Regions from separate parts of the Homo sapiens genome. Here region 1 is linked to region 2. Evidence: read pairs that join two places in POLR2A ChIA-PET (ENCODE). Cell type or tissue: PC-3. All regions are shown on one strand. Links, peaks and the distances in the headings refer to the core of each region. The heading gives the core; the rest is flanking DNA.

Evidence for each region. ChIA-PET counts read pairs that join two places held together with the same protein. Peaks named below come from ENCODE experiments on the same cell type or tissue, not always from the same donor. Only the 100,000 strongest peaks of a DNase experiment are listed, where the experiment ranks them.
Region 1: POLR2A ChIA-PET joins it to region 2 with 7 read pairs; 11 of 35 experiments call an interaction of 5 or more read pairs at or near these places.

What each region holds. Positions count from the first base shown.
Region 1 is chr19:36,369,121-36,377,080 of GRCh38, reverse strand. The region is part of intron 1 of ZFP14 (ZFP14 zinc finger protein); the gene reads left to right. Among named protein-coding and RNA genes, the nearest start is that of ZFP14, 6.1 kb to the left of the region's middle. In PC-3, for the core only: no CTCF peak of the experiment used is centred there; no DNase peak of the experiment used is centred there.
Region 2 is chr19:36,221,265-36,229,224 of GRCh38, reverse strand. It overlaps ZNF146 (zinc finger protein 146), which reads right to left. Exons shown (of 4, transcript NM_007145.3): 3 at 406-477. LOC107985304 (a long non-coding RNA gene) reads left to right here. Exons shown (of 2, transcript XR_001753933.3): 2 at 1-999. It also overlaps a transcript of ZNF565 not described here. Among named protein-coding and RNA genes, the nearest start is that of ZNF146, 10 kb to the right of the region's middle. In PC-3, for the core only: no CTCF peak of the experiment used is centred there; no DNase peak of the experiment used is centred there; H3K27ac peaks cover 1,128 bases.

The DNA of each region.
Region 1 (7,960 bases), core at 1,616-6,615, 150 kb before region 2:
TGTTAACAAGGGAAGGGGTTATTAGAAGGGAAGGGAAGACAGTAGAAATTTGGAAAGTGGCTTGAAGTTTTTGACAGCATGAGTGTTTCAGGCCACGTATTTATCAGGTCTCATGAGATGCAGTTTAGTACAGTGACAGTCGTATGGGTTATGGAGCTAAAGTAGGGGGGTTCTAGTCCTCAACCTGCCACTTAAAGCTGCCTGAGCTTGGGGCAATTTATTTAATCTCTTTGTGCCACAGTTTCATCATCTGCAAAATGAGGATAATGATAGACCCTGCTATATAGGATGGCTCTGAGTAGAGGAATTAATATATGCAAAACCCTTAGCTAATGCTTGGCACATAATAAGTGCACAGTAGATTTGTTACCGTTAGGTTGTAATTTAATATTTTTCCTCATCACCCAGATCCAAAAATTGGTATCCTACCACATTTGTTTTATCTTTGTACCCTCCTTTTGTAAATTGTTGATAATCAAGAAGGATTGCCTATCAAGAGCAGGGCTGCGAAGAATTTTTTTTTTTTCTTTTTTTTTGAGACAGAGTTTTGCTCTGTCACCCAGGCTGGAGTGCGGTGGCACGATCTTGGCTCACTGCAGCCACCCGCCCCAGGTTCAAACCATTCTCCTACCTCAGCCTCCCAAGTAGCTGGGGTTACAGGCATGCATCACCATGCCTGGCTAATTTTTATATTTTTAGTAGAGATGGGGTTTCACTATGTTGGCCAGGCTGGTCTTGAACTCCTGATCTAAGTGATCCGCCTGTGTTGGCCTCCCAAAGTGCTGGGATTACAGGCCTGAGTAGAATTTTAAAAATAATTGTGGGAAGAAGCATATGTAGTATTCTTCATCTTTATTAATATAGCTGACTTTTATGAAATGCTTATTTACTACTCTAAGTGCCTTATATGTAGTATCTTATTTATTTCTCATAACAATCCTTTCAGGTAGAAACTGTAGTTCTCACCATTTCATATGGGGAACTGGAAAGTAACCTGTCTAATATCATGCAGAAAAATAAAAGCATATATTGGTAATTACAACAGTATACCAAATATCATCATTATGCATACTTAAAAAAAAAAATCTGGCCGGGCGCGGTGGCTCATGTCTGTAATCTCAGCACTTTGGGAGGCCAAGGCAGGTGCATTACCCGAGGTCAGGAGTTTAAGACCAACCTGGCCAAAATGGCGAAACCCCATCTCTACTGAAAATACAAAAATTAGGCGGGGCGCGGTGGCTCACGCCTGTAATCCCAGCACTTTGGGAGGCCGAGGCGGGCAGATCACGAGGTCAGGAGATCGAGACCATCCTGGCTAACACGGTGAAACCCCATCTCTACTAAAAATACAAAAAATTACCCGGGCATGGTGGCGGGCACCTGTAGTCCCAGCTACTCGGGAGGCTGAGGCAGGAGAATGGCGTGAACCCGGGAGGCGGAGCTTGCAGTGAGCCGAGGTCGCACCACTGCACTCCAGCCTGGGCACGACTCCGTCTCAAAAAAAAAAAAAAAAGAAAATACAAAAATTAGCTGGGTGTGGTGGCATGCGCCTGTAATCCCAGCTACTCGGGAGGCTGAGGCAGGAGAATCGCTTGAACCCAGGAGGTGGAAGTTGTGGTGAGCCGAGATCGTGCTACTGCACTCCAGCCTGGGTGGCAAAGCAAGACCTTGTCTCAAAAAAAAAAAAAAAAAAAAATTCCTTCCTGCTTTATTCAGCAATCTCACGATGAAGGGAAGAGATATCAATCTCATGATGGCACACACTGTCAAGTTTTGTCCAGATTATACTGAAGCTACAGGGTCTTTATGGAGGTAACTGGGTTTCATACAGATGTATGCCTTACAGTTTTTATTTTAATGATGTTATATGCAAAGTGAGACCAGTTGGTCAAGGAGACCCAACATCTGCTGGAGGGCTTCATAGGCATCTTAGCCAAAAGAACTGGTTCAGAAGCAAAATAAACCTGTTTATCAGGAAGATGTGAAAGGAAGCAGCATGGGGCTGCCTTCAGTGCTTAGAAGACATCAGTCAGAGACTTTTTGCCATTCTTTTCTAGGCCGTACTCCAACACACATGGGCAAATTAAATCATAGAGTTGGTTCATGAATGAGAAGCCGAAGTAAAAAAAAAAGCCACTCAGAAAAAACAGCATCTGTTTTTACAGTATCCTTAGCTTTTTTTCTCAGTTAAAAGGAAGACTGAAAGAACTTGAGCCGGGAAAGTCTTATTTGAAGTATTTGGGTATTTCAGGCTCACACTCTGTTTAATGTGGTGGTGCGTGTTGCTGGCTGTGACTGTAAACATTTTAACTGGTCCTGCTAGGGAAACATGATTTTTTTTTCTGTCAAAATAGTTTCACACTACACATGCTGGTATTTTCTTTTTTTAACACACTGGCTTCACCCATTCAAAATTAAGGCAACATCATTTTTAATGGTTGCATCATTTTCAATGGTATGGATAAACAACAGGTTATTGAATCATTCCGAAATTAGGTTCTTTTCAACTTTAATCCATTAATTCATTATAAACCATGCTGTCAGCATAGCTCTGCATAATCTTTTTTCTTTTCTTTTTTTTTTTTTTTTTTGAGACAGAGTCTCCCTCTGTCACCCAGGCTGGAGTGCAACGGCACGACATCGGCTCATTGCAACCTCCGTCTCCTGGGTTCAAGCGATTCTTCTGCCCCAGCCTCCCGAGTAGCTGGGATTACAGGCACCTGCCATCATGCCCGGCTAATTTTTGTATTTTTGTAGAGAGAGGGTTTCACCATGTTGGCCAGGCTGGTCTTGAACTCCTGACCTCAGGTGATCCGCCTGTCTTGGCCTCCCAAAGTGCTGGGATTACAGGTGTGAGCCACTGCCCCGGCCATAGCTCTGCATAATCTTTATGTACAGATACAGTCCCTTTAGTGTCAGAAGTGGAGCTTCTGATTCAGAGTTTACAGGATTGAAATGCTGCTTCACATAGCTCTAAATGTGGACCGACCTAGTGTCGGTGTCCCCACAACCTTGCTACTATAGGGCATCATCAGTCTTTTAGGTCTTGCAATGCAGTCATTGTAAAAAGGTACATTTTGTTTGCTTTAACTTTCATTTTTTTCTTTTCTTTTTTCTTTCATTTTTTTCTGTTCTTTTTTCTTTCATTTTTTTCTTTTTTTTTTTTTTTGAGATGGGGTCTTACTCTGTTGCCCAGGCTTGAGTGCAGTGGCATCATCTCAGCTCACTGCAACCTCTGCTTCCCAGGCTCAAGCCATCCTCCTGCTTCAACCTCCTGGTAGCTGAGACTACAGGTGCACGCTACCATGCCCGGCTAATTTTTAAAATTTTTTTGTAGAGACAAGGTCTCACTATGTTGCCCAGGCTGGTCATTTTCTTAATACCGAGCTTTAGTATTAAAATTATTTTTTGACAGATAAAATTACATGTATTTATCATGTACATCATGGTGTTTTAAAGTATATATACATTGTGGAATGTCTAAATCTAGCTAATTAACATATGAATTACCTTTTACATAGTTACCATTTTTGTGGTGAGAACACTTTACAGGTCTTAGCTTTTTTCAGTAATACAATATATTGTTAACTATATCACCATGTTGTATAATAGATCTCTTGAACTTATTCCTCCTATGTAACTGAAATTTTGTATCGTTTGACCAACATCTCCTCAACCTTGCCATTTCCCCCCACCCCCAACTACCCCAGATTCTGGTAACTACCATTCTACTCTCTACTTCTATGAGATTAAGTTGTTTTTGTTTGTTTGTTTGTTTGGTTGTTTTTTTGTTTTTTTTTTTTGAGACGGAGTTTTGCTCTTGTTGCCCAGGCTGGAGTGCAATGACGCCATCTCGGCTCACCACAACCTCCGCCTCCCGGGTTCAAGTGATTATCTTGCCTCAGCCTCCTGAGTAACTGGGATTACAGGCGTGTGCTACCATGCCCGGCTAATTTTGTATTTTTAGTAGAGACAGGGTTTCTCCATGTTGGTAAGGCTGGTCTTGAACTCCCGACCTCAGGTGATCCTCCCGCCTCGGCCTCCCAAAGTGCTGGGATTACAGGCGTGAGCCACCACGCCTGGTCGAGATCAACTTTTTAAGATTCCACTTATGAATGAGATCACGTGGTGTTTATCTTTCTGTTTCTGGCTTATTTCACTTAACATAACGTCCTTCCAGATTCATCTGTGTTGTCACAAATGACAGGTTTTGTTTCTTTATCATAGCTGAATGGTATTACATTTTATTTACATAGCAGATTTTCTTTGTCCATTCATCCATTGATGGACACCATGTGTTGGCCATCGTGAATAATGCTATAATAAACATGAAAGTGCAGAGATCTCTTTGACATTCTGATTTCATTTCCTTTGGATATATACAGTAGTGTGATTGCTAGATCATATGGTAGTTCTATTTTTAGTTTTTTGAGGCCTCTCCATACTGTTTGTCATAATGACTGGCTTCCCAAAATGTTGGGGTTACAGGCATGAGCCACCATGCCCAGCCTGTTCAGATTTTTTATTTCTTCATAATTCAATCTTGGTAGGTTGTATGTGTCAGGGAATTAATCATTTATTTTAGGTTATCCAATTTTCTGGTGTATGTTTGTTCATAATAGTCTCTTCTATTTCTGTTGTATCAGTTGTAATGTCTCCTTTTTCATTTCTAGTTTTATTTGAATATTTTCAATATTTTCTGTTTTCTCTTGGTTAGTATAGCTTAGTTAGGTTTGTCAATTTTGTGGGTTTTTTCTTTTTTCAAAAAAAAAACTCTTAATTTTATTGATTCTTTCTATTGGCTTTCTGGTCTGTGTCATTTATTTCTGCCCTAATCTTTATTATTTTCTTCCTTCTAACTTTGGGCCATACCTGGATACTTACCTTTCCCCAGGTTTGGAAAGTTTTTTGCTACTCTTTTTTTCTCTTTCCTCTTTCTTTTTTCCTTCCTTCCTTCCTTCCTTTCTTCCTTCCTTCCTTCCTCCTTTCCTCCCTACCTCCCTCCCTTCCTTTCTTCTTTTTCTTTCTTTCCTCTCTTTTTTCTTTCTTTCTCCTTCCTTCCTTCCTTCCCTCCTTCCCTCCCTCCCTCCCTCCATCCCTCCTTCCTTCTTATCTCCCTTCCTTTCCTTTCATCTCACTCTGTTGCCCAGGCTGGAGTGTAGTGGCATGATCATAGCTCACTGCAACCTTGAACTTCTGGGTCCAAGTGATCCTTCTGCTTCAGCCGCCCATGTAGCTGGAACTACAGGCACATGCAACAATACCTGGCTTATTTTTAAAAAATTATTTGTAGAGATGAGTCTCGCTATGTTGCCCAGGCTGGTTTCAAACTCCTGGACTCAAGTAATCCCACCTTGGCCTCCCAAAGTGCTGGGATTATAGGCATGAGCCTCTGTGCCTGCTGTTATTTCTTTAAATAAGCTTTCTACTTGTTTATCTTTCTCTTCTCCCTTTTTAACTCCTACTGCTCAAATATTTGCTATTTTGATGCTGTCCCATGAATCCTATAAACTTTCTGCATTTCTTTTCATCCTTTTTTCCATCCAACTGTATATTTTTAGATAACTTGTCTTCAGGTTTACAGATTCATTCCTCTGCTTGGTCAATTCTGCTGTTGATGTTCTGTCTTGCATTTTCAAAATTTCCTTCATTGTATTTTTCAGCTCCAGAATTTATGTTTGATTTTAAAAATTATTTCAATCTATTTAATTTCTCATTCTGATCACATATTGTTTTTCTCACTTTTTAAAGTTCTCTGTATTTCTTGAAGTTCACTGAACTTCCTTAAAACAGTTATTTGAATTCTTTCCTTTTTTTTGAGACAGAGTCTCGCTCTGTCGCCCAGGCTGGAGTGCAGTGGCGCGACCTTGACTCACTTCAAGCTCCGCCTCCTGGGTTCATGGCATTCTCTTGCCTCAGCCTCCCGAGTAGCTGGACTACAGGCACCCACCAGCATGCCCGCCTAATTTTTTTGTATTTTTTAGTAGAGATGGGGTTTCACCGTGTTAGCCAGGATGGACTCGATCTCCTGACCTCGTGATCCGCCTGCCTCGGCCTCCCAAAGTGCTGGGATTACAAGTGTGAGCCACTGTGCCCAGCCTGTTTTAATTCTTTATCAGGCAGTTCAGACATCTCCATTTCTTTAGAGTCAATCACTGGCACTTTATGTTGTCCTATTGACGATGTCATGTTTCCCTGATTGTTGTTGATCTTTGTGACCGTGCACTGATGTCTGCACACTTGAAAGGACTGTGTATTTATTCCAGTCTTTGCAGAATGAGGTTCATCTGGGAAAGCCCATCAATAGCCCATGCAGTGGTTCTGGGCAGCCTGTCTGGTTTGGTCCTTAAGGCTGGGGCTGCTACGGTGGGTATAGTGCTGGGATGCTCCAAAAGGCTGGAACCACATTCTCTGGTGTTGCACATAGCATGCCCCAAGCCCAGGGCCACTCTGGCTGGTGCAGTGCTGGGGCACGCTCAAAGCCTGAGACCACTGTGACTGGTGCCATACTGTTATGTGCCTGATTGCAGAGGCCACTGAGGCTTGCCTGTTGCTAAGGGCTGTTGGAGCCCAGGGCCTCTGATGTCAGCCTGATGGTGGTGGCAGCCTGGAGATGGAGTTCATCATGCAAGCCTGAAGCCTGGGCTGCATGATCTTTCCTGATGCCAGAGCAGGTCTAGAGGGTCAGTCTGTGGCTACTGGCCTGGAGTCTGGGGTTGGGAGTCTCCCTGTTGCTGGGTTTTACTATGGCGGGCCTGGTGTTAGGGAACAGGCAAAGTTCTGTGCTCACTTCCCTGACTTTTCCCCAAGTGGGCAATACCTCTGTCTACACTGTGCTGCCTTGAGCTGGGGAGGGGTGACATGGGTAATGTCGAGCCGTCCTTCCTGCACTCTTCAATGCTTCTTTTCTTATTATTGTGCTACAACCCAGTACTGCGATCTCTCACCTGGTTGCCTTAGCTATTGTGAAGGCATTTTTGTTGATGGATAATTGCTCAAACTGATGTTTCTGCAGGTGGACCATAGATGGAAAGAACTATTTTGCTATCTTCTGAGATTTAGCATTTTTTGAAAGATTATTAGCTGGGCATGGTGGTGCCCAACTATAGTCCCAACTGCTTGGGAATCTGAGGTGGGAGGATTGCTTGAGCCCGGGAGGTCGAGGCTGCTGTGAGCCAAGATCATGCCACTGTAGTCCAGCCTGGGTAACAGAGTGAGACCGTGTTTTTGAAAAAACAAAACAAAACAAAACCTACTGTTAGTTATTCCTCTTTTTTTTAGTGAATTGCTGATGATCAGATTTCTCCTGGTGAAGTAGAAATCCTTGCTTCAGAGACAAATACCTGAGTTGAAAGAGAAACTGGCTTTTAGGCTGGGTGTGGTGGCTCACGCCTGTAATCCCAACATTTTAGGAGGCTGAGGCGGGTGGATCAATTGAGGTCAGGAGTTCGAGACCAGCCTGGGCAACATGGTGAAACCCTGTCTCTACTATAAATATAAAAATTAGCCGGGCGTAGTGGCAGGCGCCTGTAATCCCAGCTACTTGGAAGACTGAGGCAGGAGAAACGCTTGAACCCTGGAGGCAGAGGTTACAGTGAGCCATGGTCATGCCACTGCAGTTCAGCCTGGGTGACAGAACAAGGCTCTGTCTGCAAAAACAAACAAAAAAAACAAAACCAAAAAAAGAAAAAAGAAACGGGCTTTTTAGTTAGAGAAATGTAGATTCAAAACAAATGTTGGCAACTTAACTGATTTGACCCCTGGGCATTAGTTTCCTGAGCTATTAAAAGGAGAGCACTACATTGCAGAACAGTACCGAGGACAACTGACAATGTGTATGAAGTACCCAACACATAGAGGTTCTCAATGAATATTGTTGACCAACTGCAGGAATCATGAATCCCTTCTGTCCCCAGCTTGGATACTAAAAGGAAAGTGGGGCCGGGCACGGTGGCTCACG
Region 2 (7,960 bases), core at 1,863-6,862:
TCTGAGGCATTCAGCCACTAGAAAGGATGAGAGAAGGTAGTAACAAAAAGGAACCTGAATATCAGACAATATGTAAGGTTTTACAAAGTATAAAGGACAATGTGTGAGGACAGGAAAAGGTATGTGGATGAAGGAGAACAGCCACCACAGTGGCGGCACAGACGAAGCAGGAAGGCTGACATCAGAACAGCAACAGGAGGGGCGCCTGGCCCCTCTAGAATCTGGTGAAAGAAGAAGAATAATGAAACACACAAAAATGATGACTGGAAGCGTCATTCAGGAATCTAAAAATCTCATACCAAGCAATACTCTATATGTCTACAGCCTGGAAGAAAACATCCTTTGAAGCACTTCAGAGGACTCAATGCTGACTGAAAAACTGTGGCCTGCCTGTCATTTACTCACCCGCGCAGATCCTTCCCACTTCTTTCTCCACCATACAGTTTGTCTTCTTGCTTCAACAGAGGATCATATTAACTATTGGGAAAATGACACAGTATTACAATGTTAATGCTGGGTCCAAAGTACCATCCTAGAACTCAGGCTGAGCCCTGGGGTCTCCTGGCCTTCTGAAGAATGAGGGTGCAACTTCCAAAGATGCACAGAACAAAGTAATGACCTTCTGCCTTAGTGACTAAAGCACACACAATCATGTGGGCAAAGGGACTAGGGCCATTAGAATCCTAAACTTCAAAGCCATGCTCATTAAACCATTTAAAGTCTACACACATCCAGAAATGGGAGAAAGGGAGAATTACCTTTCAGAATTTTACTTACACAGGAGAGCTGTTCACACCTTGTGTGAGTGATTGCTGTTTTTCTCTAGCACCACACTCCCACTCAGGGTCCTGAGAGGATTTTAACTACAGCCCTTATTCGTGGATGAATTCAACACCCATGTCTGACTTTAACACGTTCCCATCAGAACTAAAGCACATGGGCACAATGTGAAGAAGTTGTTCTGACAGTACTCAAGAATAAAAACTCAAACATTTTCCTGAAGTCCTATTTACCCTCTTTGCATTATACTGAGAGTGAAATTCTTTCTTTTTTTTTTTTTTTTTTTGAGACAGTTTCACTCCTGTTGCCCAGGCTAGAGTGCAATTGTGCAATCTCAGCCCACTGCAACCACCGCCTCCTGGGTTCAAGCAATTCTCCTGCCTCAGCCTCCTGAGTAGCTGGGATTATGGGTGTGTACCACCACACCTGGCTAATTTTGTATTTTTAGTAGAGACAGAGTTTCACCATGTTGGCCAGGCTGGTCTCGAACTCCTGACCTTAGGTGATCCACCCACCTCAGCCTCCCAAAGTGCTGGGATTACAGATGTAAGCCACCGTGCCGTGTCCTATTTCATATTAGAGATGTCCTGGCCCAGGTGCAGTGGCTCACACCTATAATCCCAACACTTCGGGAGGCCGGAAGTGGGTGAATCGTTTTGAGTGCAGGAGTTCAAGACCAGGCTGGGCAACACAGTGACACACCGTCCTTATAAAAATACAAAATTAGCTGGGCGCAATGGTGTGCGCCTGTAGTCTCAGCTACTTAAGAGGCTGAGGTGGGAGGATGACTTGAGCCCAGGAGTTCAAGATGGCCTGACAGAGTGAGACCTTGTCATAAAAAAGAAAAGCAACAACCTGGAATACAGGTTCATCCATTAGTTCAAAAAACATTTTTAAGCCAGGTGTGGTGGTGTGCACATGCAGTACCAGCTTCTCAGGAGGCTGAGACAGGAAGATCACTCGAGCCCAGGACTTCCAGGCTGCAAATACATGATCATGCCTATGAATAGCCACTGCACTCCAAAAGAAAAAAAAAAATCTTTTTTTTTTTTTTTGTGACAGAGACTCGTTCTGTTGCCCAGGCTGGGAGTGCAGTGACGTGATCTCTGCTCACTGCAACCTCTGCCTCCCGGGTTCAAGCCATTCTCCTGCCTCAGCCTCCCGAGTAGCTGGGATTACAGGCATGCGCCACTACACCCAGCTAATTTTTGTAATTTTAGTAGAGACAGGGTTTCACCACATTGGCCAGGCTGGTCTTGAACCCCTGACCTCAGGTGATCCGCCCACCTCTGCCTCCCAAAGTGCTGGGATTACAGGTGTGAGCCACTGCGCCCAGCCAAAAAAAAAATTTTTTTTTTTTTGAGATGGAGTTTTACTCTTGTTGCCCAGGCTGGAGCGCAGTGGTGCGATCTCGGCTCACTGCAACCTCCACCTCCCAGGTCCAAGTGATTCTCCTGTCTCAGCCTCCGGAGCAGCTGGGACTATAGGCATGCGCCACCATGCCCCACTAATTTTTTATTTTCAGTAGAGACGGAGTTTCTCTGTGTTAGGCTGAACTCCCAAACTCCCGACCACAGGTGATCCACCTGCCTTGGCCTCCCAAAGGGCTGGGATTACAGTTGTGAGCCACTGCACGTGGCCCAAAAGAATTTTTTTAATCAATAGCAGACATTATTGGGATGACTGACCAAATTTGAATATGGACTTTGGATTAAATAATACTAATGTATCAATGTTAAACTTCCCGATTTTGATCACTGTACTGTAGTTATGAAAAAGAATGTTTTTGTTCTTGCAAAATGCATGCTGAAGTATTTATAGATAAAGGAAGCATGTCCACAACTGGTTTCAAATCGTTCAGGAAAAAAAAATCATACACATTTGGAGAAAGAGAGAAGGAAAAATAAAACAACCAAAATGTAAATGATTGGTGAAATTGGGTAAAGGATACATGGGACTTCTCTGTACTATTCCAACTCTTCTATAAAGTTGTAATCATATAAAAAAGCATAATCATAAAAAATTTAAGTTTCACATATATACCCCCCATCCACTATGTATGTTGAAAAAGCTTGATCACCCAATTCCTAATGGGGTGTGTCAGAGATATAAGGCTTAGAGCATGATTTAAACCGAAACATACATGACAGAAACACGAGAAGGTGAGTTGGCTGGAAGCAACTTGCAGGAGGGAGATCAAGTTTGAGACTCTATACATTCAGAGTGTAGGTTTCTGAACACATGCAGGCAGAGAGATCGATTAGGCAGTTGGATATACAGATCAGGAGCTCAGAATAGGGCTAGAACAGAAATGGGAACTTGCCAGTTGTCAGACTATTACTGCTGCTGAAGACACAGGGAGAAATGTTACCGTGGGCTGGACGCAGTGGCTCATGCCACTAATCCCAGCACTTTGGGAAGCTGAGGTGGGCAGGATCACTTGAGCTCAGAAGTTCAAGACCAGCCTAGGCAACATGGCAAGACCCCATCTCTGCAAAAAATTCAAATCCAAAAATTAGCAGGGTGTGGGGTGGTACATGCCTGTAGTCCCAGCTACTTGGGAGCCTGAAGCAGGAGGACTGCTTAAGCCTGGGAGGTGGACGTTGCAGTGAGCCGTGATCATGCCACTGTGCTCCAGCCTGGGTGACAAAGCAAGACCCTGTCTCAAAAAAAAAAAAAAAAAAAAAAAAAAGAATCACAAAGCAGGGGCAGGGCTTGGTGGCTCATGCCTGTAATCCCAGCACTTTGAGACACTGAGGTGGGTAGACTGCTTGAGCCCAGGAGTTCAAGACCAGCGTGCTTAGCACTAAAAAAAAATACAAAAAAACTAGCCAGGTATGGTGGTATGCACCTGTAGTCCCAGCTACTTGACAGGCTGAGACAAAAGGACTGCTTGAGCCTAGGAGGTTGAGGTTGCAGTGAGCCAGAAAAAAAAAAGTAAGAATCACAAAGCAGATGAAAACTGAAACATAACAAAATGAACTTAAGACACAAAACTTTTAAGAAGGAAGCAAAGCTATAAATAGACCACAAAAGATAAACAGAGGAAATGAGTAAAGAAACAGTCACCCAAAAGAAGGGAATCGACAGAAAACAGAAGAATAGGAATAGACATCTTATTTTTGTCCCATTTGATTTTTTGTTTAAGGATGCAATAACGAAATTTTGAGGGATTGTTGTTTCCTCAATCAACAGATTTTCCCTGGTTGTTGCACCTTGGCTATTAGCAGTGTCCTCAGTCTTTCTGCTCACACTCCCACTGACCCAGGCAGCATGGGTAATCTATATTTATATAATCATAATCTGTATCTGACCACAAAAGCCAGTATCTTATCTAATGTAAAAACACTGAAAAGCAAATCATGATAATAAAAGTAATAGAAAAACACTGAAGGCATTTCTATTAGATTCTAAACAGACAAGGATGCCTACTGCCTCAATTATATAATCTAATTACAAATAACTAAGGAAAGCAGGGAATAATATTAGTATGTAGAAATCAACAGCTTCATATATGCCAACAATGACTCCATTCATAGCAACATAAAACAAAACATCCAGAAATAAACTTAGTAAGAAGTGTCCAAACCTGTATGAAAAAAATTTTAAAACACCCTAGAGGACCCAAAAAGAAACGAGAATACGTATCACGTACATAAAGAGGAATATTTAATGTCATAAAAATGTCCCTATTCCCAAGTTATTTTATAAATTTAATGCAATCCCAATAAAAGTAACAAACTAGTTCTACCTTTTCCCCCTCTGGAACGAGACAAGCTAATCCTAAAATTTACAAAGAAAAATAAACAGGCAAGAATAGCCAGGAAACACTGAAAAGGACGAGCAATTAAGAGACTAGCTATACCACAAAGTAAAACACAATGATAAAGCCTCAATAGTAAAAAGATAAATATTTTCCCTGGTTGTTACACCTGGGCTATAGCAGTGTCCTCAGTCTTTCTGCTCACACCCAGAAACAGACCAAATAAATGTGAGAATTTAGTATATAATCAAAGTGGCATCCTAAAAATAGTAAACATAAGACCTTTTTTTAATGTGTGTGAGATGGAGTTTGGCTCTTGTTGCCCAGGCTGCAGTGCAGTGGCACAATCTCAGCTCACTGCAACCTCCGCCCTCCTATGTTCAAGCGATTCTCCTGTCTCAGCCTCCGAATAGCTGGGATTCAGGCATGTGCCACCACACCCAGCTAATGTTTTGTATTTTTAGTAGAGACAGGGTTTCTCCATATTGGCCAGGCTGGTCTCGAACTCCTGACCTCAAGTGATCCACCCACCTTGGCCTTGCAAAGTGCTGGGATTGCAGGCGTGAGCCACCGTGCCCAGCCAGGTAAGACCTTTTAATAAATGATGTCAAAGAACGTGGTAGCCAATTGGAAAAAGGTAAAGCTGGATGCATATCTGATAGCATACACCAGGATAAAATCTAAATGGATTATAAATTAAAATAAAAACAAAATCTTAAAAAAACTATTGCTCTGACTTGGGAAGCCAAGGTAGCAGGATCACTTGGGCCCAGGAGTTTGAGACCAGCCTGGGCAACACAGGGAGATCTTATCTCTACAATTTTTTTTTTTTTAAATTAGCGAGGATATGAAGGCTGCAGTCAGCTGTGATCACGCCACTGCACCCCAGCCTGGGTGACAGATCAAGATCCAACTCTAAAACAATCAAACAACAAAAAACTGTAACTTTATAAGAATTTGAAAATATCGGTGAAACTTAAGAGTGGAAAAGTCTGATAACCATAAAAGACTGATGAATCAGCCACGCGCGGTGGCTCACGCCTGTAATCCCAGCACTTTGGAGGGCCGAGGCGGGCGGATCACGAGGTCAGGAGATCGAGACCATCCTGGCTAACATGGTGAAACCCCGTCTCTACTAAAAATACGAAAAAATTAACCAGGCGTGGTGGCATGCGCCTGTAGTCCCAGCTACTTGGGAGGCTGAGGCAGGAGAATGGCGTGAACCCGGGAGGCGGAGCTTGCAGTGAGCCGAAATCGCACCACTGCATTCCAGCCTGGGGGACGGAGAGATACTCCATCTCAAAAAGAAAAAAATGTAACTAGATTTTTTTTTTTTTTTGAGACGGAGTCTCACTCTGTTGCCCAGGCTAAAGTGCAGTGGTGTGATCTCGTGCACCACAATGACTGGCTAAATTTTTTGTATTTTTAGTAGAGACGGGGTTTCACCATGTTGACCGGGCTAGTCTCAAACTCCTGACCTCAAGTGATCTACCCGCCTCAGCCTCCCAAAGTGCTGGGATTACAGGCGTGAGCCATCGCGCCCAGCCAAAAGTTTTGAAAATAAAAAGAAAACCATAGCAGCATGGTGGTGCACTGCCTGTAGTCCCCGCTACTTGGGAGTCTGAGACTTGCTTGGGCCCAGGGGTTCAAGGCCAGCCTGTGCAACACAGTGAGACTGTGCCTCTAAAAAATACATGAATAAAAAGGTCTTTGGTGTGGTGCGGGGATGTCTCTGTGCTCACCAACCACAGGGGGCTCATTCTAAGCACGGCTATGTAAAAAAAGAAACTATTATTACTAAATTAAAACAAAACCTCTTATTTCTGCAAGATTAAAAAAAAAAGAAACCACTGTGAACAATGTCCAAATGCAAATGAAAACTTCAAAAAAAAAAAAAAAAAAAGCCACCACTCATTTCATACAGGGCTAACCTTTCTAATTTATAAACAGCTCCTCTAAGGAGAAGACACCCCATAGAAAAATGGTGAAAAGGATATGAATAGACAGTTCCTAGATTAATACATACAGGCCTTTAAACATATAAAAAAAAATTCTCATTCATAAGAAGGGATGTAAATGAAACCTACACTGAAGTTCAGATTGTCTCTTATGTCCCTAGCGAAATACCAAATATTCGACACTACACTCATGGTGAGTTTAAGGGGAAGACGCTCTCGCACATGGCTTGTGGGAGTGTAAGTACTTACCCACTGGGCAGCGCCATTTGTATTAATAGCAGTCTAGTTTAGAGCTACTCCTGTGTCAGTATAAAATGGCGCACATAAAAAAATTATTCATTACTGCATTGTTAGCAACAGCAGAAGACTGGAAACAATCCAAATGCTCAACAACGGGATTAACTGAATCAACCATGGTGCATCCAAATAATGACATCTTATTTATACAGCAGCTGAAAAAAAAATTTCTTTTAAAGATTATGATTAAGAAGGAACACCTTGGCTGGGTGCAGTGGCTCACACTTGTAATCCCAACACTTTGGGAAGCCAAGAGAGGAGGACTGCTTGAGCTCAGGAGTTCGAGACCAATCTGGGAAACAGTGAGACCTCATCTCTACAAAAAGTAAAAAAGCCAGGTGTGGTGGAGTGTGCCTGTGGTCCCAGCTACACAGGCGGCTGAGGCAGGAAGATCACTTCAGCCCAGCAGTTGGAGGCTGCAGTATGCCATGTTAACACCATTGCACACCAGCTTGGGTGACAGAGCGAGACTATTTCAAAAAAAAAAAAAAAAAAAAAAGAAAGAAAAAAGGAAGGGCTATCTCTAGGACATACTGTTATTAAAGAAAGTGAGATATAGGGAGGTGCATGTGGTATGCTATCTTTTATGTAAGGTGGAGGGAAACAGGAGTGAAGAGAAATATATAATAGTGACAGAACAAAAAACAAAAAACCCACTTGAAGGATAAACAAGAAGCAAACAAAAAAAAACAAGACATGTTTACATAAGACAAAGAAGAATGTGACTGGGGGAAGGGAGCAGAATGAGATATCTCTGTGAGATAGATCTTTGTTGAATCACAGAAATGCATTACTTACTTCAATAGTAATCAAATTCATTTTTTAAAAAGTAGTGCCTTGGCCAGGCACGGTGGCTCAAGCCTGTAATCCCAGTACTTTGGGAGGCTGATGCGGGTGGATCACGAGGTCAGGAGATCAAGATCATCCTGGCTAACATGGTGAAACCTCGTCTCTACTAAAAATACAAAAAATTAGCCGGGCGTGGTGGCTGACACCTATAGTCCCAGCTACTCGGGAGGCTGAGGCAGAAGAATGGCGTGAACCCGGGAGGCGGAGCTTGCAGTGAGCCGAGATTGCGCCACTGCACTCCAGCCTAGGGGACAGAGTGAGACTCCGTCTCAAAAAAAAAAAAAAAAAAAAAAGCAGTCCCTTAACCTGAAAA